Regions from separate parts of the Homo sapiens genome. Here regions 1, 2, 3 and 4 are each linked to region 5. Evidence: chromatin loops called from intact Hi-C (ENCODE). Cell type or tissue: HCT116. All regions are shown on one strand.

Region 1 (5,000 bases), 660 kb before region 5:
GAGGAGGTGGGTTTGAAGCTGGGCCTTTCTTCCATCCTTCCCTAACCTCCCAGGGCTGAAGACTCTTTTATTCTGTATTCTCTGACCGTGGTAACACTTGGTGCACCCTCACCATGGCCCTGGGTGTGGGATCATGGATCCCAGGGTTCCAAGAGGAATCAGTGATGACCCAGTCTGTCCCCCAGTGCTAGTTACTAGGCCTGCACCTGAAAACTAAGCCCCTTTAGCCTGAAGGGTGGGGAAGTGACCTGGGCCAGGCCCAGTGGGGTCTGGGCCCTGACATGCCCATCTCTGCTGTATCTTTACAGGAAATCAGTACGCTGAGGGGCCAAGTGGGAGGCCAGGTCAGTGTGGAGGTGGATTCCGCTCCGGGCACCGATCTCGCCAAGATCCTGAGTGACATGCGAAGCCAATATGAGGTCATGGCCGAGCAGAACCGGAAGGATGCTGAAGCCTGGTTCACCAGCCGGGTAGGTAGAGGGAAGCAGGCACCCTTTGGGGGTTAGGAAGGGGAGGGCTTTGTGTTCCCTACGCGAAGGTCTGACTCAATGCTTATTCCCTCTTCTTCCTCTCTCTGCAGACTGAAGAATTGAACCGGGAGGTCGCTGGCCACACGGAGCAGCTCCAGATGAGCAGGTCCGAGGTTACTGACCTGCGGCGCACCCTTCAGGGTCTTGAGATTGAGCTGCAGTCACAGCTGAGCATGGTATGTGTCCCCCCACCGCCGCCGCTTCCCTGTGCAATTCACACTTATACCCTTGCAGCCTAGGGCAGCCTGGCCGGTGGCTGTGCCCATGCCCTCTCCGGGAACCAGGCTCTGCTGAGTCACAACCCCCTCTCCCTATCCTCAGAAAGCTGCCTTGGAAGACACACTGGCAGAAACGGAGGCGCGCTTTGGAGCCCAGCTGGCGCATATCCAGGCGCTGATCAGCGGTATTGAAGCCCAGCTGGGCGATGTGCGAGCTGATAGTGAGCGGCAGAATCAGGAGTACCAGCGGCTCATGGACATCAAGTCGCGGCTGGAGCAGGAGATTGCCACCTACCGCAGCCTGCTCGAGGGACAGGAAGATCACTACAACAATTTGTCTGCCTCCAAGGTCCTCTGAGGCAGCAGGCTCTGGGGCTTCTGCTGTCCTTTGGAGGGTGTCTTCTGGGTAGAGGGATGGGAAGGAAGGGACCCTTACCCCCGGCTCTTCTCCTGACCTGCCAATAAAAATTTATGGTCCAAGGGAGGAAGGACGTTTGGTTTATTATTTCAGCCCATGGAGAGAATAGGTCGTTCGGTTTGTTATTTGAGCCCATGGAGAGATGGGTCCTGCCTTGGCCCTGTTTAGGTTTTATTTGAACCAAAGTTCACTCTGTCCCAGGAAAGGGAGGGGAGGGTACTCACATACTTTGCCTGTAATGGTAATTCCTGTTTACAGAAGTCTTCATTTATTTAACCCGTTCCTTAAAATAACCTCATGAAATAAGCATTGCTTCCATTTTACAAAAGTAAACTAAGGCTCAGAGAGGTGAAGTGTTTTTTTCTATATGTAACTGCTCTAATGCATGGCAAAGGTGGGATTTGAAATTGTTTTTGCTTCTAGATTTAGTTTTCTTTCTACTCTACTCCCCAGGGCGTTGAGGTATCTGTGTGAAATTAATGTTTATTGAACACCTACTATGTGCCATTGAATTAAAAACAGCCCTAAAAGGTAGTATGAGCTGCATGTTATAGATCAGGAAATAGGCTCAGAGAGGTTCAGTAACTTGTCCAAGGCCACACAGCAACTACATGGTAGAGCCAGGACTAGAACCTAAGTTGCCTGATTCTTAGCCCATGGTGCCAGCCCCTGCCAGGTGGTCTCCTGGAGTTGACGCCACTTGTGCCGGTCTTGCTGACATTCCAGTCTTGTGCCCTATGAAGGCTCAGGCCGGGGATCCCTAGGGGCAGTTCCTCCCGACACATTTCTCCACCTCACTGAAACTGGGGGTTTGGGGCCAGGCATCCCGCTTGGAGCAAGGCTGGGGAGGCTGTACCTGTCAGTGTGTGTTGTGTGTGTGCATGCACTAACACATTCACCCATTTTTGGGGCAGCCCTGCATAAGCCCTTTAACGCCCACCAGCCCATACCTGGGCCCAGAGCCCAGAATGGGACCCAGCAGTGACCCAGACCTCCCACAGAGACCCCAACCCTGGCTTGCCTGGGGCCTGCCCTGGGCCAGCAAAAGAACGAAGTCCCAGCTTCCTGGTACAACTCTGCCCTTGGGTAGGTATGGCCCTGCTCCTGTGGTTTACATCTCAGCTGCCAAGAACTGAGGCCAATTCAAGGTAAGGAAGAGGCCCCAAAAGAAGTCCCACTTCTTCCTGGTGGAGAGGTGAGGGCTGCAGGCCCAACCCTATGAGTGATGGGGGCAAGTGAGGGACACTAGTTCCACGCCCGCATGCTGCCAAATGTACTCAGCACCCTGCTAAGGAGGCTGGAGACCCCATCACGGCCATGGCAATCCCGAAGGAGGAGCTGTTTCAAGGTTGGTTATGAACATGTAACCCCAGAGCCCCGCTGCTGTAGCCTGGACTGGGACCCCCTTCTGCCCCCTCCCTAGCTGTCCTGTTCTGGCCTCCAGCACCCACAAACCACCACCCCCAACTTAACTTCTCAGGAAGCCTTGGAGCTGGAGGGAGAGGCCTGGCTGCACCCCCAGCTGGGACTGCCCAGAGGCGCTTGTCCCTGCCCATGAAAGCCTCCCTTGTCACAGCTGAAACCTTCCCTCTGCCTCAGGGGCCCCTGGAATGTGGCTGCGGGGCGGGGTCTGGGCCCACACAGGTGGGGCAGGTGACTGTCAGGTCTCAGGCCTGAGTGTCAGGAATGAAGCCTGCCTTTGTGTGTGCACAGTGCAGGGTGGGGCTGGACTGGGGACACTTTTCTGTCTCAGCCTGGAGACCTGGGATAGGAGGGAGAGGGGAGTGGGGAAGTTGAGGGGAGTGCCTTTACATCCTGCTGGTCATCGTGGCCACTTCAGTCTGTTGAGCATTTCCTGTGAGTCATCTTGCTCCAACTGAGAGTCAGGCTGAGCTGGAGTTATTTCCATTTTCCTGATTGGTAGACTAAGGCTCAGAGAGAGGAGGCGGCATTACCCAAAGCCGCACAGCTGGTAAATGGGAAAAGAGGGGTTTAAAGGTAAGTCTCTGGGCTCCAGGACACACCCCCTCTCCCTGGCATTTCCCTGGGGAACAGGAGAGGTGTGGGAGGGTTCTAAGGTTGTTGGAGACTTCATTCTCCTTGTGCCCTCAAATGCTCACTATGGCCCTGAGGGGAGTCTGTGTTAATGGCCTAAGTTTAAATCAGGAACCAGGCTCAGAGAGGCTGAGTCTCTTTCCACTGGGCTGCACTGCCTCATTCTAAGGAGAAAAGGCCAGCTCCACAGATGGCCCCATCTGGCTGCAGTGGGCAAAGGTCAGAAACTGGCACAGCATCCTGGGCAGGCTGCCTGGGGCAGGGCCCGGGGCTACAGCCTGGGCTGGGGCCAGACAGAGCTTTATCTTCGCAAGGCCATCCCACCTGGTGCTAATGAGGAGGCTCCGGGCCCCACCCAGATCTGGAGCTCACAGTAGCGGTTTGGACTGAAACCAGGGATTTGTGCGTGGGGCAGTGAGGGGGGCAGCTGCCGCCCCTGGCCTGGGCCTGAGAGTATAGAGAAAGCCACCTCGAGGGGCTGCTGGAGGAGAGTCAGGTGCAGAAGGGGATCTGGCTGGGGTCCAGCCCTTCCTCACCCTGGGGTGAAAGGCGAGTAATTGTTCTTGAGTTAATTGCTGGGGCCACAATGTCTGCAGAGGCTTTTAATGAGCTCTGGATGATCTGAGTTTGATTATTTTTCTTTCGGAGGAAAAGACAATACCCTCCCACCCATGAGACAATACCACACTGTCTGTGCCCAGCATTGGAGGCCAGGCTCACTGCGAAGATGGATGAGAAGGAACCCACCCCCAGCCTTGCTGGCTGGCAGTTCCCCTTGCCAGCCCAGCTCAGATGCAGGAATTTGGGGTCTGCAGGAAGGACTCTTTCCCTGTGCCCTGTTTGGTTGAGGGTGTGAGGACCTGTTTGAGTCCTGGCTTTGCCCCTTACCAGTGGTGCCACCTGGCACAAGTTGCTTCACCTCTCCAAGTTTCAATTTCATTCTTTCTGAATCTTGGGTGGGGGTCACCCTCTGTTGTGAGGATGAGAGGAGGTGATGGATGCAAAAGTGCTTTGTAAATCACAAAGTGCAGGGTAGAAGTAAAGGATTATGCTATTATAGCAAAATAAGAACCTAAGAACAACCTGCGTTGCCCCATAGGAGCTGGCTATGGAAGGTCGATGCCGTTGAGCCTAAGAACATGCTCAGGCTCACAGGGCATGTTCTGATGCCCAACGACAAAGCCCCTCCTGGTGAGGGCACTCAGGCGCAGGTGCCGGTCATGCACCCTGGCCCCTGCATGTCTGGCACCTGGGTGGGGATCCAGGAGGGGGCAGGATGGGGGCTCTTGGGCCACAGGGCTTCCCTGGAAGTGAGAGTTGAGAGCGCCCCTTGCCACAGGGAAACAGAGACTTAAAAAGGTAAATGTCCACAGTCTTACCATGGTAATTGGTAGGGTCAGGATTTGAACCCAGGCCTCACAGTCTTACCATGATAATTGATAAAGCCAGGATTCAAACCCGGGCCTGAGGGACTCCAGAGCCCTGTCCACTTCACCATGCTGCAACCTGGGCTAGGAATCCTCCTCCTGAGTTTCTGTAAGCCCTGGGGCCAGGTCCAGAGGGCTGAGCCACACCTCCAAGTGGCACTGCCCACAGGTATCAGGTGTCCCTGGAAAGGTGTCCCTGAGCTGGTGGCAGAGAAAAGGGCTCTCCTGAGTGTTCAACTCCCCGTCTGTGTGAAGCAATGCCTTGGTCTTCAAGATCTCCGGTGTCTTCCAGCCTGCCTGCCAGTCTCCCTTCTCTTCCCTTCCACAGCATTCAGGCACATAGAGCCTTCTG
Region 2 (5,000 bases), 470 kb before region 5:
TACTCCTCTGAACCTTGAAGGCAGTGCGTGCCATTGGCATCAACACCTGTTCCTTTCTACCAAATACACCCTCCACAGGCTTAGGGTGAGCCCGAGAGAGATCTGTGGGGACACAGGTGTGGGAGGCCCTGGCTCGTCCAGGCTGGAGGCTGGTGGCTGGATCTGGGCCCACTGGGGCTTCAGTCCCCCAGAGTCAGTGACCCTCCCCATGAGGGTCATCTGACCCCTCCAGGAGGCTGGGTCTGGCTTCCCTGAGCCCTCCCAAGTTAGGTCCTGGGTCAGTCTATCCATGAGGCTGGGCCTGAGCCCTGGCCTCTGCTGGGGGATGACCCCTCTTGGGCAGAGGGCCTTGCTTGTGTGTCCTACAGGGACCTGCCTGAGCCTCCTGTGGGCTGGGGGTGAGCCAGACCCCTGGGCTGGGGAAGTAGAGCACTGCAGGGCAAGGAGGGTCCCTGAGCCACGGTCTCCCTGTGCCTCCTTATCCCATTGATCACCCTCTGTAGAAGCCAAGCTAATGAGGAACCTTGAGCACATAGCCCTTCCGTGTCCCGACAGGAGGAACAGAGGTGCTCAGGGCCCCCTAGCCTGCCCTAAAAACCTCCTTCTTCTAGGGCCCTCTGAAGACCCTTCCCCAAGTGCAGAGTACTGGGTGGTGTCCAGGGCTCCCCACAACACCTTCCCCCTTCCTGCATTCCCAGTGGACACACTGCCCTCAGCCCTGCTCTGCAGGAGCTGGGCCCCTGTCCCTGTGCCTCTGTCTCCTCCAGGGCAGGAAAGGAAACCCAACTCCCAGTACATGGAGAACCCCACGTCCCAGGTCAGGCCCTGGCTGGGACTCAGCCTCTCACCAGCCCCACGAGGGGCTCCAGCACCCCCGACTCCTCTGGCCCCATGGGATGCTGGGCCTCTAGGGAAGAGTCGAGGGGACCATAAACTCACCAAGTGCCTCATGGTCTTGGGGTGTGACGTGGGTACCACATGCTCCTGGTGGTCTTGGAGCCCCTGGACCCCTGTGCCATTTGGGCTGTGGAATCCTGAGAAGCCTCCAGCCCATCATGAAATCAGAGCCTGTTCCCAAGATGTGGAACTGTCGGCTGGAATTGCTGGGCAGCTGCAAAGGCCCATGAACACCGGGCCTCCCACCCTCCCACCTGGTGACCCCACCATGCGGCCTTGGCCCTGGGGAAGAGGGATGGGAACATCCTCTGGAGCCTGGCCGGAGGTGCTCCTGGAGGCCTCCTGGGCCCGGGTGCTAGGAAGGCAAGGCTGACTTTGAGGCCATGACAGAGGGCGGGAAGAACTGGGTGGGTGCTGGGTTTCGTGGTCGTCTCCTGGAAGTGGGGTCGGGCCAGGGTACATGGGAAGGGGAGATGCTGCCATCTGGGCTTCATCGACCCATCTGTGGGCACCAAGGGCAGCTGGAGCCTGGCCAGCAGGAGGGCAGGAGGACTCTCACGGAGGGGACAGTCAGTTGCACAGAATCAGAGCCAGAGGGTGTGGCTCCAGGCCACAGAGGGCAGCCACGGGGGGATAAGATGTCCTCTGTTGATGGAGATAAAAGGCGTCTCATTTGGGGCCTGGGGGTACCTGTGTAGCCCTGGGGGTATCCGTTCAGTCCTGGGCTTCTGTGGGGCCCTCAGCAGAGACATTCTAAAGGCTCCAGATAAGTTGGCGACACAGGAAGGTGCCTTCACTAAAAGTGGAGGTCACCTGGCCAGGGTGGCTGAGAAAAATCAGCCCGAGACGGGACAGGTGCCACCCAGGGTGGGTAGCCGGGCCCTGACAGGAGTCCCTCAGGGAGTGACCACATCACCCTGCTGAGGTTTAGGGATCCTGGCCTGAGACTTGCCTGGTGTACCCAGGGTGCATCCAGGGCCCATCCCACCCGACATTCCCAAGCCCTCACAGGGTCTGACCTCCCGGCATCCACCTGCCTCTCCCTGCACTCCAGCCACCCACCCTGCTTGTTCCCCAATTTCTGCCATCCTGTCAACCCAGAGATGGTGAATGTTTCCCCAGCCACCCTGGCCCTTCTTTGATCCTTGTCCTGTCAGAACCCCCGAGTGATACTCCCCAGATCTGTTCACATGCCTGCCTTGTCTGCTCTCTCATTGGGCTGCCGATGGCTGCTGGGGAGATGCCAAGGGTGACATGGGTGACCGAGGACCCCACAGATGGCCAGGATGGCTTCCCTGCCCCACCTCCAGCCTCACCTGGCTCTTGGAGCCCTTGGCTGTCAGCCCTCAGCCTCCTCCCAGACACTGCAGCAGCTGGGATTGGGGCGCCTGACTGTCCTCTCCCACTGTCCCGCCTGCCTTAAGTCAGTCTCCCCCATCACTTTCTGCACACCGTGCTGTCCAAGCCAACTGGAAGCAGAGTCTCTGGAAAGCCACGCAGAGCCTTGGGGACTGACCGGCTCCCTCTGCTGGGACTCTGCTGACGAGTCCCAGGTGAGTTGGTGTTTTTGGCTCCACCCCTTCTGTCATCCTCACCAGACCATCGGCTCCTTTGGGGTGCATTTCAGAAGTGGCACAGCCCATAAGCTCACTCCCACCCCACCTTCCCTGGGATCCTCTGTTTCTCTATCCTATGACCCCCGAGGGATCAGCTCCAGGCTGGGCTCCTACCTGGCCCCAGATTCCTTCCCAGCACCAGATCCAGGGCCTTTAGCCACAAGCTCTGCTGCTTCCCTGGTCTCACCGTGAGACGCCCAGAACATGGCCCTACCCATCTTCTCCCCCATTCCCCCAGGGCCACAGCCCTCATTCTCCCCATGCCCTTCCCCATGGGGAATGGGGAAGAAGACAGGCAGGTGGGCCCTCAGAGATCTGCCGGACAACTGCCCCCAGGCTGGGCCAAGCATCCCCTCACCCTGTGGCCACAACCCTTGGATCTCAGAAAGTGGACAGGGCCAGACCCTCAGGCTGCCCCCCTCCTCTTGTGCTAACTTGGAGACAGAACTGCTGAGAGCCCAGGGGCCTGACCTAGCCCTCTCTCCATTCCCACCCGCTCCCTAGATGAACCACGCTCCCTAGATGGGCCACGCACCTCTGGCCTAACAACGACCATGGGCTGGACCTGCAGGGGTGCCAGGGAGGAGTTCTGGCCCTGAAAAGGAGGTTGGCTGGAGCCAGGTAGACACATCTTGCCTCAGAAAGGCCTTTCTAAGGGCAAAACCCATCCCTGAGCTGAGATTGGTGCTTTAAGGGATGAGGACTCACTGCAGAATCCCAAGGCGATCAGTGCCTTTGTAGATGTCAGCATAGTGAGGCCCCATGTCCGCTGGCAGCCCAGCTGGGCATCCCTGCAACTCAGAGGGAGCCAGGGTGAGGGGTCCAAGATAAAGGGTGCATGTGTTGCTTCTCTGGCCAGATCCGGCTGCCCTACTCATGTGTGCAGCCAGTTCCTCATCACTCTCACTCCTGGGTCCCAGGGCCAGCATCAGAGCCTCTGTGGGTGCTCCCTAACTTCAGCCCTCCCCACCCAGCATGGTGGAGTGGAGAGGCAAAAAGTTGAGGGTTGAAGGCAGAGGACAGAGGGCAGTGAATGGTTAACGCCTGAGCCACAGCTGAGCCTTCCTCTACCCAGGACCCTCTGCTGGCTCTCCATCTCCTCTGAGTGACAGCTAGAGCCTTGCAACGGCCTCAGGTCATTGAACCTGGGCCTTCTTCTTCCCCTGAGCTGTCTGCCGCTCTCCCCTGCTCACACCAGACCAGACCAGATGCAGACTTCCCCTCTGGGCCTCAAGCATGCCAATCACGCTCCTGCCTCAGGGCCTTTGCAATTTTCTGTGGTTCTCTCAGAAAGCCAGACATAGAGGAGGGAAGATGGGCTTCAGAAACAGACAGATCTGGGTTCAAATCCAAGCTCTGCATTGTCTGGGTAAAGTAATTGATCACCATGAGCTCCAGTTTCTTCATGCACAAAATAAGGATATTAATACTTGTGTTGAGCTATCTTGAGCATTAACCAAGAAAACACGTATAAAGTGCTCACAGCAGGGCCTGGCATGAGGGAGGGACTGATAATGTGTCTCCTTTGCTAAGAGATCGTTAATTGGATGCATGGTTTAAATTAGTTCCATGTAAATATAATAAGCTTCTCTCATCAAACCAAATTTTTGTTGAGTTGCTTCTGGTGAATCTAGTGTCAGAGCCTGTCTTGTGAGTGCTTCTAAAGGAAACACTAGAAGCTGCTTGTGTAATATCATGAGATGAACACTAGAGGCTGCCAGAACAGACGACATGATTGCGTTTTTGATCTCTACATTCTGTTCTTTCTTGTACAGAAACTATTTTTTTTATTTATTAGAGACAGGGTCTCGCTCCATTGCCCAGGCTGGAGTGTAGTGGCTTGATCATGGCTCCTTGAGCTCAGTCACTGCAGCCTTGAGCTCTTAGGCTCAAGCCATCCTCCTGCCTCAGCCTTCTGAGTAGCTGGGACTACAGGCATGCACCACCACACCCAGCAAATTTTTTATTTTTTAATTTTTTGTAGAGGCAGGATCTTGTCAGCAAACTTCATTTAATAGGCAGTCAAGTTCCCCAATTAGGAAAACTAGGATTTTTTTTTTTTTTTGTAAAGCAGTATCTGCCACACACCAAAGTAAATTCCTGATGGATAGCAGCATTAAGTATAAAAAATACAACCATAAAATAGATGAAAATAAAGCAAATAGTTGTCTGATTTGGGGATGGAGGAGAACTTTTGAAACAAAACACTAGGAAAAAAAGATTTCCCTACATAGAAAGAAATTTCTGTGCGTAAAAATATAGACACAACTAAAAGAAAGTGATACACCCTGGGACAAATTTTGCAACATGTGTGAGTGACACAACGAAAAGTTAATATACCTGGCATAATAAAATAAGTTCATATAAGTAAGGTGGGAAAGATGGGTAGCTAATTAGAATGAGCAGATAATTTCTAAAAAGGAAATAACAGTGGCCTATAAAAATATGCAATGATAATTACTAAGTACAAATAAATACTATAATGAG
Region 3 (5,000 bases), 640 kb before region 5:
AGTCATCCTGGCCTCCTCTGTCCCTCACCCCCTTCACAATGCTTCCCGTGGACACTGCATTAGCCATAATGTCCTTCCTGGTCCTAACTATGGGCACGTGGCCACAGCCTCCTCACTGGCCTCCCTGCCTCCATGCTCCACACTCCAGCAGGGGTGATTACTGGAAACTGAGTCTTCTTCTCAGCTTAGAGACACCCCAATCGCTCCCTGCTGGTCACTGAGGAAAGCCTAGACACCTCGCCTGCCTCCAGGTCCTGGTGGTGCAGCTTCTTCTGGCCTCTCCCCAGCTCTGGCTCCTACACTAGCCTCCCTCACTCACCCCAAATTCCTGCCATCCCAAACTGCCCTTGAGGAAGCAGGCAGGTGGCTGGGCACCCTGGGGATTTTGTTCGGTGACAGACCTCTGTCTGACCCAACCTTCTTCTCTCCTCTCTCTCCACACTCCTGTCATCATTTTATTGGAGACTACCAGTTTTTTATTCAAAATTCAGACTGAGATGGATGCCCCCTCCTCTGCAGCACCTGGCTGGGGTGGGGCACACTTGGGTGTTCACATGTGTGTGCCCACCTGTCCTAGAACTGACAGTATCGCTGAAGTGTCACTGAAGTGACAGTGAGAAAGGCAGGGCTGTGCCTTCCTCAAAGCGGGCGGGGGGGGGGGGGTCTCTCATCCAATAGAGTGCAGGTGGGCTCTGTCAGTGCTGATGAAAGGCAGAGGTGAATGAACAAACTGGGGAAATGCCCCTCCAGTGCCATTTGATTTTCGTTAAGGGGCTTAAGGCAGAGGGTAGATGGAGTTCCGGCACCCTGGCCATCTGCCCCCTTCCTCTGGCACCATCTTCATATTCCCTCCCCTCCCCTCTGCTGCTCCCCTGTGTGGTCTCCCCCTTCCTTGTCTTCCTTCTCTTCCCCCACCTCAAGCCTGAGTATGGGCTGCACACAGTTGTCTTATTCACACAGTGGTTGCTCAGACATGCCTGGCCCAGCTTGCTAAACTAGCAGAAAGGTGTCTACCCTCCACCATTCCAAATCCCACCCCAGACCCCGCCACCCACTTGTTCCTACAGAACAAGGTGGGGCTCGGCTCAAGTTCACGTGCCTGGAACAGCACCAGAGGAGCTAAGGCATTAAAGAGAAACAGGACATGCCCTTGCTCCCGGCACCTTTTAACGTTTTTGGTAACCTATTTGGTCAGCAGCTATCTATTGAGTGACCACTGTGTACCAAGCACTGTGTGGGGTCCTGGAGAAAGAGAGGCAGATGAAAAGAAGGCTCTGTCTTCAAGGAGTCCACGGGTTAACAGGAAGGTAGGAGGAGACACCCACAGCAATGAACAGTCAACAGTCTTCACAACTCTGCTCAGGTTTCATCGTTTGCTCTGGGTCTTCTCTGGTCTTCCCCACCGATCCCAGCAAGACCCTGTGCTGTCAGCAATGACTGGAGTGCAATGTTTGTGGAGCCCAGAGCCACAGGGACCTGATCTGCATTTGTAATCCTGGGCAAGTTACTTAACCTTCCTGGCCTGACTTCCTCATCTGCTAAGTCTTCCTTCCTCATAGGTTAATTAAAGTCAAGTGCTCAGAACAGTCACTGGTGCATAGTAAGTGCTCAGTAAACAAGATACCTCTGGTCATGATCTTTCTCGTTCTCTTTTCTAAGCTATGCGTTCCTTCTGGGTAGGGCTGGTTTCATCGTCAGTCTCATCCTCATACCTAGAACGTTATAAGGGCTCAATAAATGTGTTGAATGGAGAAATGAGGGAATAAATAGATACAAGCTATGGGAAATGAAAGTGGTAAGTAAGTATTGTACAGAGAGCACAGGAGCCCCTACCCTAGACTGAGAGAGGGGCCTGGGGTCTCAATGCTGAGCTACCCTGGCTGCTCCAAGGCACCCTGGGGTCCAGATCCCAGGGCTTATGGGGCCCAGAGCAGCCCCTCTTCCTGAGACCCCGGGCATGGCTGTTTAGGGGCAGCCCCCTCATTCTCTGAGCTAGTTTTGCAAAACTTGGTGGGGGGTGAGGGTAGTTGCCCACAGGAGCAGTGAAATGAGCTGCACTCTAGGCCCAGTGGGGACTCTGGCCTGGGAGCCTTTCACCCAGACCCCAGCAAGGACACTGAGAAGCTGGGCCCCATCTGAGGACCTATGTGGCCCCATCAGGAATCCCGGGGAAGCTCAGAGGGCAGGCCGAGAGCAGGTGTTTCTGCCAAAGCTACCCCAGGAGCCTTCTTGAGTTGGGAGTAGCAGGTGGTCATCCCGGCTCTCTGGTCAGAAGGGTAGGAGAGGCAGTGGGTGGGGAATCCGCCTCATTCTCTCTGGGACTCAACTCTTTATCAGGTGTGGGGCGGCCATTCAAGTGAGGGCAGATTTATCAGGCCTGCTGGGTCAATGCTCCCCTTCCCAGGGTTGACCTAGGTGCCACGCCCATGCCAGTCTCACACCGCTGATTCCCAGTGCTGTGGCTATGAGGAAACAGCCCCTTTCCATTGGCACCTGGCTAATGTCCATGCCAATGATTGTGAATGAGGCCATGTCAGCACAAGAGATGCCGGAATGAAAGAGATAACGGAAAGGGGGACACAGTAGCGCATCCTTTACTCTCATCCTTTCTTTCATTTCATCTTTACAGCAATCCCATGAATTGGCACAGCTGTGCCCATTTTACACATGGAAAGACTGAGGTCTGGACGGGGTCAAAGACCTGCCCAGCGGGAGAGCTGGGACCTGTGGTTCCAATGTGCTTTCCAAGACTGGGGCTGGTCCTTTGCCAAGGGTCAAGCATTCGGCTCCAGGAATCTGGGGGAGAAGTGAGGCTCTCTCCCAGACCCCAAAGCCTAGGGGATGAAGGAATCAAGCCTGTGATGTTCCTGGGGTGTCTTGGCACCTCAGAGCCAGGTCGGGTTCTGGAGGGAGGAGGGCAGCGGGTGGCACACAGAGGTGGAGAGACGTGGCGCTGTTCTGTGACTCCTGGTGCTTCAGCCACTTCCTCCTCACCCCAAGCAATAGGCACCTCCCTCTCTTCCTGGCTCCACCCTGGGGAATGAGCCAGGCTGCTGCCCTCCTCAATGCGATGGCTGTCCTGCCCAGGCCCTGCAGGGGGCAGGCTCACCCCAGAAAGCAGATCAGTGCCTCAATGGCCACCTGCTGGGATACAGGGTGGAGTGGCTGGGCCCTAGACCCAGTCCTGGCCGGGCCTGGTCTCAACATAGGGCCCCGTCCGGTCCCCAGCTGGGCCCTTAACAAGCAGGGTGTGGCTGCAGGCACATTCCAGGCCTGAGACCCCCTTGGCGCCTGTTCCCCTCTGTGTTGGGTGATAGTTTTGAGGATCCACAGAAGACCCTTGACAGGCAGGGTGTGGCTGCAGGCACATTCCAGGCCTGAGACCCCCTTGGCGCCTGCTCCCCCTCTGTGTTGGGTGATAGCTTTGAGGATCCATAGAAGATCCTGAGTATGAGATGGGGTGTCTGGGCCTTCCTGGCAGGGGACTCTCACTGTCCCAGCCAAGGGAAGCTCTGGGGAAGATTAGGAAGCAAAGTCACAGCAGGAGGTGCAGGGCGATGGGTGTGATGGACTCTTCCAGATTTTTTTTCTTTTTTTTTTTGAGAAAGAGTCTTGCTCTGTCACCCAGGCTGGAGTGCAGGGGCATGATCTCTGCTCACTGCAACCTCTGCCTCCTGGGTTCAAGCAATTCTTCTGCCTCAGCCTCCCAAGTAGCTGGAATTACAGACATGCACAACCACACTCAGCTAATTTTTGTATTTTTAGTAGAGACAGGGTTTCACCATGTTGGCCAGGTTGGTCTCTAACTCCTGACCTCAGGTGATCCACCTGCCTCCGCCTCTCAGAGTGCTGGGATTACAGATGTGAGCCACTGCGCCTGGCCACTTCCAGCTTTTCTTATCCAGCTGTGGGGGCCCTTCCTTCCTCCCTGCCTGGGTCAGGGCATCTGAGGGGCGGCCCAGGGAACTGGCCTCTTTTGGATGGTGTCCCTGGGACTGTTGGTGGCTGGAGCAGAGCAGAATATGTGGGTTGTGTCCCTTTGAGCAGCTCCTCTGGGGGCTTCAAAAGAGCTGGGCACTCTTTACACCCTCCATCCTCCTGCAGAGTTTGAAAGAAAATAAGCAGGTGGCGGGTGCTGCTGAGACTTGCACAGGCACCTGTTGGGGGTGGGTATTTGGGGGACTTGGCCAAGAGCTGGTATCCCTTTTTATGAACAGTCATAATGACTGTGGCTTCTTTCATCCAAGGATCTCAGACCAGTTTGAAAGTAAAATCCACAGTGTCAGGCATGGTTAATTACAGCCCGGAGCCCGCAGTCTGGTTTGCAGACACGCTGTTGTTCGTAGGAAGAGAGTCAAATCAATTGCATGCCGGCCCCTGTAAATGCAGACTACAAGTCCAATCAAACAGGGTGTTTGGAAAATTCGCTTTATGGTTCAGCTAAGTGATACTTGAATCAAGGGGACGCTAGACACTGAGGTACCAGCTCTTTTCTCCCAGTGGGCCTGGCTGTGCATCTCCCACAATCACAGCTTCTTCAAGCACACCAAGGAGAGAAAGGACGCTCTGAAATGCTCCAACCATAAAAGTGGGGTGGGGGAGTTAGGGACTCGGTGAGTCTGAGCAGGAGACTGTGGACTCTTCCAGATGGGAGCTGGCAGCCAGTGCAGCTGTGCAGGGAGCGCTGGCCCCAGGGGAGAAGGTGGTGGGCCCTGAGATGTGGAAGGCCGAGCTTGGCCACAAGAGGACCAGAGAGGTATGGCTTAAGGCTGGAGTTAGGGTGGCTCTCTGGGCATCTGCCACGGCAAAAGCAGCTTGGAGCAGAACCTTGAAGTCCTGGGCAAGTGCAAAAACCACACCCCAGGGGGAGAGAAAATACTTTTGTATTTTGGGGGAGATGAGATTTCTAGAGTAACTCCGGGCCTGGTCAAGTGGGACTTTGAAGGCCCGATGAAGGTCAAGGCCTGATGGGGGCTCAGGAACAGGCCAGGAACAGCAGG
Region 4 (5,000 bases), 810 kb before region 5:
AAGGGCAGCAGGGAGTCCAGGTGGGAGCAGTTGGGACGGGGATGGAGCAGACAGTCTGGTGGGAGAGTGAGGGGTGGGGGGGACAGTGGGGAGAGGGTGGCAAAGACTGCTTGAGCCTCTGAGCCTCAGTTAACTCAGAGGAGGTTGGCATAACACAGAGGGCAGTAAGGACAGGGACAATGGGAAAAAAAAAATAAAGTGAAGACCATCTTGGTTCCATTATGAGGAGTAGAGTGCCTGGATCAAGGAGGTGATGATGGTTCCATGTGTCCTGGGTAGGTCAGAGAGCAGGACCTGAGAGCATTAGAACTGGTGGCAGCCTTTCAGGCCATCTTATCTGATTCCTTTCTTTTATATATAGGGAAACTGAGGCTCAGAGAAGGGAAGGAAAGGCTACTCCCCCCAGAACAGAGTTCAGCTCTTAATAGCACTTTTTTTTTTTTTTTTGAGATAGCATCTTGCTCTGTTGCCCTGGCTGGATTGCAGTGGCTCAGTCATGGTTCACTGCAGCCTTGACCTCCTGGGCTCAAGTGATCCTCCTGCATCAGCCTCCTGAGTAGCTGAGCCTACAGATGCATGCCACCATGACCGGCTAATTTTTAATTTTTTTGTAAAGGTGGGCGGTGGGGGCGGTCTCCCTATGTTGCCCAGGCTGGTCTCAAACTCCTAGGCTCTAGCGATCCTACAGCCTCAGTCTCCCAAAGTGCCAGGATTACAGGCTCAAGCTGCCGTGCCCCATCCTGGTGGCACATTTTAAAATGCAGAACACTGACTGATAGGATCTTTTCTGGAAAAGGTCAGCTGGGGATAAACCATGTCATTGTCACCACCTCTGTTATCACCACTGAGTACCTAATGTGTACTAAGCACTTCCCAACACTATCCCTCTTACATGTGCAGCCCTGAAGTCAGAGGAGAAAATGGAAGTTCAGAGAGGTTAAGTAAGAGACAGACAACACAGCCGGTAAGGGCTTGAGCTGGGATTCACATCCAGCGTGCCCTCCTGCCTACCCTGTGTGAGGGCCTCTGCCAGGGAACAGCCAGTGAGGCTGTTATAGGGTGAGGGGCTGTGCTGGGGGCAGGGAAGCACCTCCATCTGTGTGTATGCCTCAGGAGCCTGTGGGCAGGGGAGGCATCAATTTCATCTCAGAATGAACTTTCCAGCTAGCAGAGCTGCCCAGTCATACAGTGGGCTCTACTAAGGAGCAGAATGTGCTCTGTCTCCTCCCAGGACAGGCAGTGGCCCCCTGTTGCCCCAGAGCATGAGCAGATGCCTTAACTTTGCAGATCCACCCAGCATTGGAGGCTCTGTCTGGCTCAGCCCCCTTCTCTCTCCAGCTCTGCCTCACCTCCTCTCTCCATCAACCTCTGCATTCCTGCCGGTCAGTCCTTCTTCCAGCCACTTTCTGGATACACTCCTCAGCTCTGGAACTTTGCACATGTGGTTCTTCCACCCTGTCGGCTAGACGACCCATTCTCAGGCCACTGTAAGCCTTCCATGACACTCAACAAGGTCAAGTCGCTGCCCATATGTGATGCTCAAGTGGCTTCTCTGCCCCTCCAAATATGCCTCATCACACCTTGTGAATGATTTGTTAGTCACTTCCATGAGGGCGGACTGCTTTGCATGTTCTCAGGTGTTTCTCCAGCACCTGGCACCGCACATTGTGTAGTGCTCAAGAAGAGTTTGCTGAAAGAATGAATAACGAATGAAGTTAAGAAAGAATGATGAAGTACTCAAGGCCAAATGCACGGGGGAAGGGACTTAAGTCAGCTGACCTTCACATCCCCTCCATCATCTTTTGGCCATAGTTCATGGTCTTTGATCAATTCCCCAGGGGTTAGAGATTCACAGCCACAGTTAGTAAACATTTAAGCTCTGTCAGGTGTTTTCTCACCGATGGAATAATAAGCAAGGGCTGGGCGTGGTGGCTCACGCCTGTAATCCCACCACTTTGGGAGGCCTAGGCGGGCGGATCATCTGAGGTCAGGAGTTTGAAACCAGCCTTGTCAACATAGCAAACCCCGTCTCTACTAAAAACACAAAAATTACCCAGCGTCGTGGGTGCCTGTAATCCTGGCTACTCTGGAGGCTGAGACAGGAGAATAGCTTGAACCCGGGAGGCGGAGGTTGCAGTGAGCCGAGATCGTGCCACTGCACTCCAGCCTGGGCAACAGAGCAAGACTCTGTCTCAAAAAAAAAAAAAAAGAAAAAGCAGGGACGAAGTGAAACTTTTTCAGTGGATACTAGCTTGGAGGCGTCAAGCCCTGCCTGGAATACTTTGCGCGCTGGTCGTTGCCACACCTGGCTGGACCAGCAGGGCCTCTCTTGGAACCCACGAGAGCTTTTGCTCACCGGATCTGGGCTCCCAGCTGCGCTTCCAGAAATGGCCACCAGGTGGTGGCAGAAGCTAAGAGTCCGGCCTTAGGGCGCGCCGGCCAGCCCCGGACCACCGGCAGGGGGCGCTGCTGCTCCGCCAGGTGAGCGGGTGCAGCAGAGGTGGGCCAGGAGTACCTGCTGGGCTAAGGGGCGCTGGGTCTGTCCCACCAGGAGTGGGTGGAGGAGGAGGTCCTAACAGCAGCAGGGAAGGAAGGCTGGGTGGCCCCTTTACTCTTCTTTGTACAGTGGGGACTTGACCCCTACTTCATGGGATTTATAGAAAAACTGAAGGTCTGTAAGGCCTCTATCGCAGCCACTCAACGCTGCCCTTGTGGTGTGGGACAACCCGTGGGTGCGTGGGGGTGGCTGTTCAGATGTCACAAAACGCAGCTGTCCCTCGGGTTCCATGGGGCTTTGGTTCCAGGACCTTCTACTTAATACTAAAATTTGCAGGTGCTGAAGTCACTGCTATAAAATGGAGTAATATTTGCATATAACCTACGCACACCCTCTGTATACTTTAAATTATCTCCGGATTACTCAGAAGACCTAATACGATGTAAATGCTGTATAGATAATTTTTTTTTTTTGAGACGGAGTCTTGCTCTGTCGCCCTGGCTGGAGTGCAGTGGTGCGATCTTGGCTCACTGCAACCTCCGCCTCCCAGGTTCAAGTGATTCTCCTGCCTCAGCCTCTGGAGTAGCTAGGACTACAGGCACACACCACCATGCCTGGCTAATTTTTGTATTTTTAGTAGAGACGGTGTTTCACCATGTTAGCCAGGATTGTCTTGATCTCTTGACCTAGTGATCCGCCTGCCTTGGCCTCCCAAAGTGCTGGGATTACAGGTGTGAGCCACGTGCCCAGCCGCCATAATTGTTATACTATATTGTTTAGGGAATAACCACAAAAAAAAGTCTGAACATGTTTAGTACAGAAACAATTTTGATTTTTGGAATATTGTCCATCTGTGGTTAGTTGAATCCATGGATATGGAGGATCGACTGTATTGTTCTTCTTCCTTTCTTTATTTTATTTACTTATTTTTTTGAGACGGAGTTTCGCTCTTGTTGCCCAGGCTGGAGTGCAATGGCACGATCTCTGTTCACCGCAACCTTCACCTCCTGGGTTCAAGCGATTCTCCTGCCTCAGCCCCCAAGTAGCTGGGATTACAGACATGCGCCACCACGCCCGGCTAATTTTGTATTTTTAGTAGAGATGAGGTTTCACCATTTTGGTCAGGCTGGTCTTGAATTCCTGACCTCAAGTGATCCACCCACCTTGGCCTCCCAAAGTGCTGGGATTACAGGCATAAGCCACCATGCCTGGCTGTCTTCTTCCTTTATTTTATTTATTTTAGAGACAAGATCCTATTCTATTACCCAGGCTGGAGTGCAGTGGCACGATCATAGCTCACTGCACCTTCAAATTCCCGGGGCTCAAATGATCCTCCCACTTCAGTCTCCACAGTAGGTGGGACTACAGACACACACCACCATGCCTGGCTAATTAAACATTTTCTTGTTGTTGGGTCTTGCTTTCTTGCCTAGGCAGGTCTCAAACTCCTGGCTTCAAGTGATCCTCCCGCCTTGGCCTCTCAAGGTGTTGAGATTACAGGCACAAGCCACTGCACCCAGCCTGTTCTTTTGATTTTTAAAAGAACTACCTAAAAATGTGAAAATCATTCTTAGCTCTTGGGGCCACACAAGACAGACAGGCGGGCTCTGACTAGGTAAAGTCTCACACCAGTGCCTGACTGCTAATAGGTGCCCAATTCATGGCAGGTGTTGCCAGCCCACCCAGGAGCTCACAGCCAGGCTCCATGGCTCCACCCTCCTGCCACCCCTGGAGTGGGGGTGGGGGGTGGGGGGTGGGACTCTGTCCTTCCGACTGTGGCCCCTGGCTGTCTTCCACTTTGTAGAAAGCACTCAGTGAAGGTTAGCTGTCATCTGTCCTCCCTGGCTGCATGTCCACACCTGCAGGCCTCTGCTCTTGCAGTCCCTCCTCCTGGTGAATCCCCTGTCCTTGACATCTTCCAAGAGACCACCACCATAATCAAGACAGAGAACATTCCCTTCACCCCAAACACGTCCCTTGTGCCTCTTCCCAGTCGACCCTGACTTAAAAATAATCTCCCGATTACCAAGTGCTTGCAGGGTGTCAGGTGCCACAGGGGCCCTAGGCCAGTTGGTCTCACTGAAGCCTCTGGGACCTGGTGACGTGGGGGCAGTTGTTACAGGGGGTACCTTAGGGCTGAGGGCTCTGAGGCTGGGGGATGGGAAGCAACACGGCCACGATGGGCAGGAGGCAGAGCTGGGACCTGAATCCAGGCACATCTCTTAGCCACTCTCCTGCCCTGCCTGTCCCCCAGCCCTTCGTGTTCCTAGGGCCATGTTTCTCACACCTCCTTTACTCCTGGCTAATCTGGGTGTGGCCTGGGACCCGCAGCCTTGGCGTCCGCTGGGAGCTGGTGGGAAATGCAGAGTGTTGGGCCAGATCCCACACTACTGAGTCAGCACCTGCTGTTCTGAGGCTTGGAAGCTCTGTCCTGAGGCAGGCTCTTCCTGGGAATTGGTGGCCGTGTCTGCATCCCCTCCCCTTCCCTGCTCACTGTGAGCTC
Region 5 (5,000 bases):
CCAGGGTGGGGTCCCCACTGGGGCAGGTCAGACCCACAAGTCAGTAACAAAAATCATGTTCTGCATTAGGGAAAAAGGCAGCCAAAGTCTCAGCCTGAGTAGATGGTGGTTCAACATGGGTTGCCAAATTCAAAACCCTAAAAGGAAAATGGGCAAAATTCAATGATTAAGAGCCTGGCCTCTAACATCACACTGGGTTCAATTTCCGGCTCTGCTACTTAATAACAAGTAATTTAACCTCTGTGTTCCTCAGTTTCTTAAAGTGGAAATGATAGCAATGACTGCACCTGCTTCATGGCACGGGTTTTGTGAAGATGAAATGAGGTCGTGTACCTAAAGCACTAGGAACCTGGAAACTATTGGCACCTAGAAAGTACTCAATATTTGTGTCTTATTATTATTTACTGTATGAAACCAAAGTGGGATGAAGAAACAAGGAGACATGGTGAATAAGGAGTGTCAAAGAAGCAGAAGGGAGAGGGAGGAGTTGTGTTAGACAAGAGGAATTCCAGAGCTGAGTCCAAAGGCCAATGGCTAGTCAGCCAACTTAAGCTGATTTGCTTCAGTATGCAGCTTTTCCTTTTAATATCATTTATATGGCCAGATGCAGTGGCTCACGTCTGTAATCCCAGCACTTTGGGAGGCCAATATGGGCAGATTGCTTGGGCCCAGGAATTCAAGACCAGCCTGGACAACATGGTAAAACTCTGTCTCTACAAAAAAAATTTAAAAAATAAAAAAAAATTAGTCGGGTGTGGGGGTGCACACCTGTAGTCCCAGCTACTTGGGAGGCTGAGGTGGAAGGATTACCTGAGCCTGGGAAGGTCAAGAATGCAGTGAGCTGTTATCGTGCCACTGCACTCCAGCCTGGGCAACAGAGTAAGACCCTGTCTCAAAAAAAAGAAAAGAAAAAAATATTTTTAATGGTTTCAGATCCTCCACTCATCTCACTTTATTATACGCTCAGCTCTCTTTGTCTAGCCTTCACCTTCCAGCACACATCCTAGGGTAACCTTTACCTTTCAGACTCAAAAGGATTTTATCAAGGCCTCTGAACAAGGTCCACAGCCCCCAAGTAATAAATAAAGGATTCTACTTCCCTGGTGCTCAAAAGTGTCTGCAAATAGTTACTGCTTTAAATAACATCTGTTTTCCTTACAACTACATAAGAATGGTGTGAGACTCAAAGGGGAAAGGATTTTGCACAAGTATAAATGCAAGGGTCATTTATTAGCTAGTACCATAGTTTCTCAGCATTCCCTTCTCTTGGAAATTTTTTACCACAAAGCTCCCAGAGCCATCACTCTGTAGGCAGCTTTTTCTCAGACTTCTGTGACTGAATGTTGGCTCAATCCTCTTGTCTTTTCTCTATACTCCCTCCCCAGGTAACCTCATCTGATCCCTCCCCAGCCTCTCCTCCCTGATCTTATCCCATGGGTTTTGTTTGTTTGTTTGAGAGGGAGTCTCGCTCTGTTGCCCAGGCTGGAGTACAATGGTGTAATCTTGGCTCACTGCAACCTCCACCTCCCAGGTTCAAGCGATTCTTCTGCCTCAGCCTCCTGAGTAGCTGGGGCTATAGGCATACACCACCACGCCCAGCTAATTTTTGTAATTTTGGTAGAGACAGGGTTTTGCCATGTTGGCCAGGATGGTCTCCATCTCTTGACCTCATGATCTGCCCGCCTCGGCCTCCCAAAGTGCTGGGATTACAGGTGTGAGCCACCGCACCCAGCCAATCCCATGGTTTTAAATAGCACCCACATATTGGTGACTTGTGGCAGCCTCCAGGTTGGTGCCAGTGATCCCTGCCTCCTGGTCTTCATTCCCTTGTGTAGTTCCTTCTCACAATGAACGAGGAGCAGATTTATTGAAGAAGTGACAGTATATGACCTCCAAAGATAGATCACAAAGGCCTTTCAGTTCTTCCTTGGTCTCCTGGACTATATGCTCTTGGGGAAGTCAGCTACCGGCAGGGTTATATCGTGGGGGAAAAAACTATCTGAAAAAAATTCGTGATTTCACAAAATTTCCCATTGAAGTTCCAATGGCTAGGATTTCATGGCACAGCCAGCAAGACCCAAATAATAGTCCTTTTCTGATACTATCTTGGCCAAAATATCCTATAAGTCTTCACTTGGCAAAGGAAGCATTACATTTCTTATTATGTAACTTCACTTTGCCCTGTTCTCACTGACAAGAAATGCAACTAGCACAGCATCTATCAGTCCCTTCGGGCGGCTAGAACAAAATACCTCGGACCGCGTGGCTTAAAAATGAGAGAAACTTATTTCTCACAGTTCTGGAGGCAGCTTCACTGTCTGATAAGGACCCGCTTTCTGGATCATACACAGCTTCTCGATATATCCTCACATGGCAGAAGGGACAAAGCAATGCCCCAGGGCCTCATTTATAAGGACAATAATCCCCTTCGCCAGGGCTCCACCCTCATGACCTAATCCACTCTCGAAAACCCCACCTCCTAATACTGGGTCATTGGTGATTAGGTCTCAACATACAAATATGGGGGGACAAAAACTTTCAGACCATAGCAGCATCCTTATCATGAGAGTCTATCCCTCATTCACTAGGCCACAAGCCCTAATTCAACACAGATGTGAGAGGTCCCTTTGGACTCGGCAAGTAATGAATTGCAGAAGTGGAAGGTCTGTCTTTAAAGAAAAGAACTCCTAAGAAAAAAAAACTGAATAAAGAATCCTATAGCAAAAGACAAGTACATTGTTTATGATTATCCTAAAATCTAAAATTTTACAAATTTAAATTTTTACTTTGATATGCATATGTTGTGTGTAAAAGCTAGTGGAAGGTCTGGAAAATACTGTATATATACTGAACTGTTATAGTAGTTATCTCTTGGGGATTAGCAAGGGGTTTGAAGAATACCTTTATTAAAATGTTTAACAAACAGCATATATGACTCTGATAATCAGAAAAAAAAATAAATGTTATTCTCCCAAACAAATGGCTTTGCAAATGGGTCACAGCAGGAAGGAACCACCTAGAAAAACAACCACGTAGAAAAACAAAGCCAAAGCTTTATTTCTTTAGGCTTTGTAAGAGTGCCATCTTCTGGAGTCTCAAGAAATGAACTTTAAAATAAACTAACCTGGCTGGGCGCGGTGGCTCATGCCTGTAATCCCAGCACTTTGGGAGGCCAAGGCAGGTGGGTCACTTGAGGTCAGGAGTTCGAGACCAGCCTGGCTAACATGGCGAAACCCTATCTCTACTAAAAATACAAAAATTAGCCAGGAGTGGTGGCGTGCGCCTGTAGTCCCAGCTACTAGGGAGGCTGAGGCAGGAGAATAGCTTGAACCCAGGAGGCGGAGGTTGCAGTGAGCCAAGATCACACCACTGCACTCCAGCCTGGGCAACAGAGCAAGATTCCGTCTCAAAAAATAAAATAAAATAAAATAAAAATAAGCTAAGCCTGTGTGTTCAAGCCACTTGAGATGTATTGATACTAGAAGGTTTATCTTTTAAAACAAGAAAGAAGAAAAAAAGCAAACCTTTTACAACGATCAACTTAGCAAATTAAAATTGTCTTATTTAACTAATAATTAGTTTCCAAAAAGTTCACCAGTAAGGAGGCAGTTCTACAAGGCATAAAGTGAAAAAGAAAGTTAGCAATTATTTAGAGTTAAGAAAACCAGCCAATCAATAACTACTCAGGCTTTAAAAACATACTCAAATATCAAATGAAAATGAAATTCTTAATCATATAGCTGAGTAAATGATTTTTTTATGGGGTAGTAAATGTTTCTTAAATCTTGGAACTGAATCCAAGATTGTGCTGAGCTAAAGAAACCAGACACAAAAGAATACATACTGTATGATTCCATTTATATGAAACTTTCAGAAAGATAAAATCTCATCTATAGTGACAGAAATAAGCTCAGTGGTCACCTGAGCTGAAAGGTGTGGGAGGAGTGAGAATTAACTGGTTAACCTGGAAGGGGCACCTGAGAACCTTTGGGACCGATGGAAGTGTTCCGTATCTTGACTGTGGTGATGGGTCCATTTAGCAAGGCTCTTCAAACTGCACATTTAAAACGAATATATTTCATTGTAAGTAAATATTAACTCAATAGTCAATTTTAAAATAATAATTGAATATTCTTTCTTCAGATGATACTGTCCACAGGCGCAGAGAGGCCATGTAGGATCGTCAAAGGTGTCCTAGGGCAAGCTGGCTCTTAATCACTGATCAGTAAATATTCAGGAATTTTCCAAGCTGGCTATTAAACCATGGGCAGCTTGAAATTGGCCATGATGGGAGTATTTACACAAATGGAACTTGGGCTTTTAAAATGTATTTCCCAGAAAACTGTTTTACACCAGTACACCACTGAGCATAGAGGTTAAAAGCACAGTTCAAAGGCCTGAGTTTGGGTCCCAGCTCTGGCACTTTCTAATGGTTTTACTTACCTCTCTGTTCCATAGTTCTCTGTTCCCTAAAATCAAGGCAAAAAAGGATACCTGCTTCACGCCCTATTATGAGAATTCTATGGGTCAATTCACACTTGGCATATAGTAAGCACTAAATATTACCTGCTATTATTATGCAAAGAAAAAAAGTCTCTCTACAACTAAAGAAATGAACTGGTTTACATATTTCCCCCAGACATATTTATTCTTTTTCTTCCCTTCATGCACAATCCTAAATTATTCCACTTTTGTAAAAAAAAAAAGTGCACTTTTCTCACCCAACATATGGGGAGGGGGGAATAATATTTATCTTCCCTCTATCACAAGTTGTGAGCATCAAATAAGCCAACTTCTGTGAAGGAGCTTAACAAGCCATAAAGCACTTTGAAACTATAAGATGTGCTTTCTTCAGAGATGGGGTCGCTCTCTGTCACCCAGGCTGTAGTGCAATGGTGTGCTCATAGCTCACTGCAGCCTCAAATTCCTGGGCTCAAGTGATCCTCCCACCTCAGACTACTGCCATTTTAGTCAAATGTCAGATGCCTGATGAAAGGTGC

Evidence for each region. A loop is a pair of places that touch in the nucleus more often than their neighbours do. Peaks named below come from ENCODE experiments on the same cell type or tissue, not always from the same donor. Only the 100,000 strongest peaks of a DNase experiment are listed, where the experiment ranks them.
Region 1: a loop joins it to region 5, with 10 times the contacts of the local background. A loop is called at or near these places in 3 of 110 quality-filtered maps.
Region 2: it touches region 5 in a loop (10-fold over the local background); 16 of 110 quality-filtered maps call a loop at or near these places.
Region 3: it touches region 5 in a loop (15-fold over the local background); 5 of 110 quality-filtered maps call a loop at or near these places.
Region 4: a loop joins it to region 5, with 8 times the contacts of the local background. A loop is called at or near these places in 44 of 110 quality-filtered maps.

Annotation. Positions count from the first base shown.
Region 1 is chr17:41,519,849-41,524,848 of GRCh38, reverse strand. KRT19 (keratin 19) reads left to right here. Exons shown (of 6, transcript NM_002276.5): 3 at 1-6; 4 at 309-470; 5 at 581-706; 6 at 852-1,232. The coding sequence ends at 1,106. Among named protein-coding and RNA genes, the nearest start is that of KRT15, 3.5 kb to the right of the region's middle. RefSeq lists enhancers at 2,307-3,506, 4,620-5,000. In HCT116, no CTCF peak of the experiment used is centred here; DNase peaks (open chromatin) are centred at 868, 2,048, 2,178, 2,908 and 1 weaker place; H3K4me3 peaks cover 4,329 bases; H3K27ac peaks cover 5,000 bases.
Region 2 is chr17:41,321,732-41,326,731 of GRCh38, reverse strand. It overlaps the pseudogene TBC1D3P7. Among named protein-coding and RNA genes, the nearest start is that of KRTAP17-1, 8.5 kb to the right of the region's middle. In HCT116, CTCF peaks have their summits at 2,426 (motif pointing left) and 4,225; DNase peaks (open chromatin) are centred at 2,421 and 4,221; H3K27ac peaks cover 2,309 bases.
Region 3 is chr17:41,495,003-41,500,002 of GRCh38, reverse strand. No RefSeq gene overlaps it. Among named protein-coding and RNA genes, the nearest start is that of KRT36, 7.6 kb to the right of the region's middle. In HCT116, a CTCF peak has its summit at 3,104 (motif pointing right); a DNase peak (open chromatin) is centred at 3,042; H3K4me3 peaks cover 548 bases; H3K27ac peaks cover 2,103 bases.
Region 4 is chr17:41,660,283-41,665,282 of GRCh38, reverse strand. No RefSeq gene overlaps it. Among named protein-coding and RNA genes, the nearest start is that of EIF1, 26 kb to the left of the region's middle. RefSeq lists enhancers at 1-90, 4,499-4,998. In HCT116, a CTCF peak has its summit at 2,431 (motif pointing right); a DNase peak (open chromatin) is centred at 2,422.
Region 5 is chr17:40,855,251-40,860,250 of GRCh38, reverse strand. All of the region lies in intron 1 of LOC105371777 (a long non-coding RNA gene), which reads right to left. Among named protein-coding and RNA genes, the nearest start is that of KRT12, 9.5 kb to the left of the region's middle. RefSeq lists an enhancer at 2,960-3,254. In HCT116, a CTCF peak has its summit at 3,049 (motif pointing left); a DNase peak (open chromatin) is centred at 3,110; H3K27ac peaks cover 717 bases.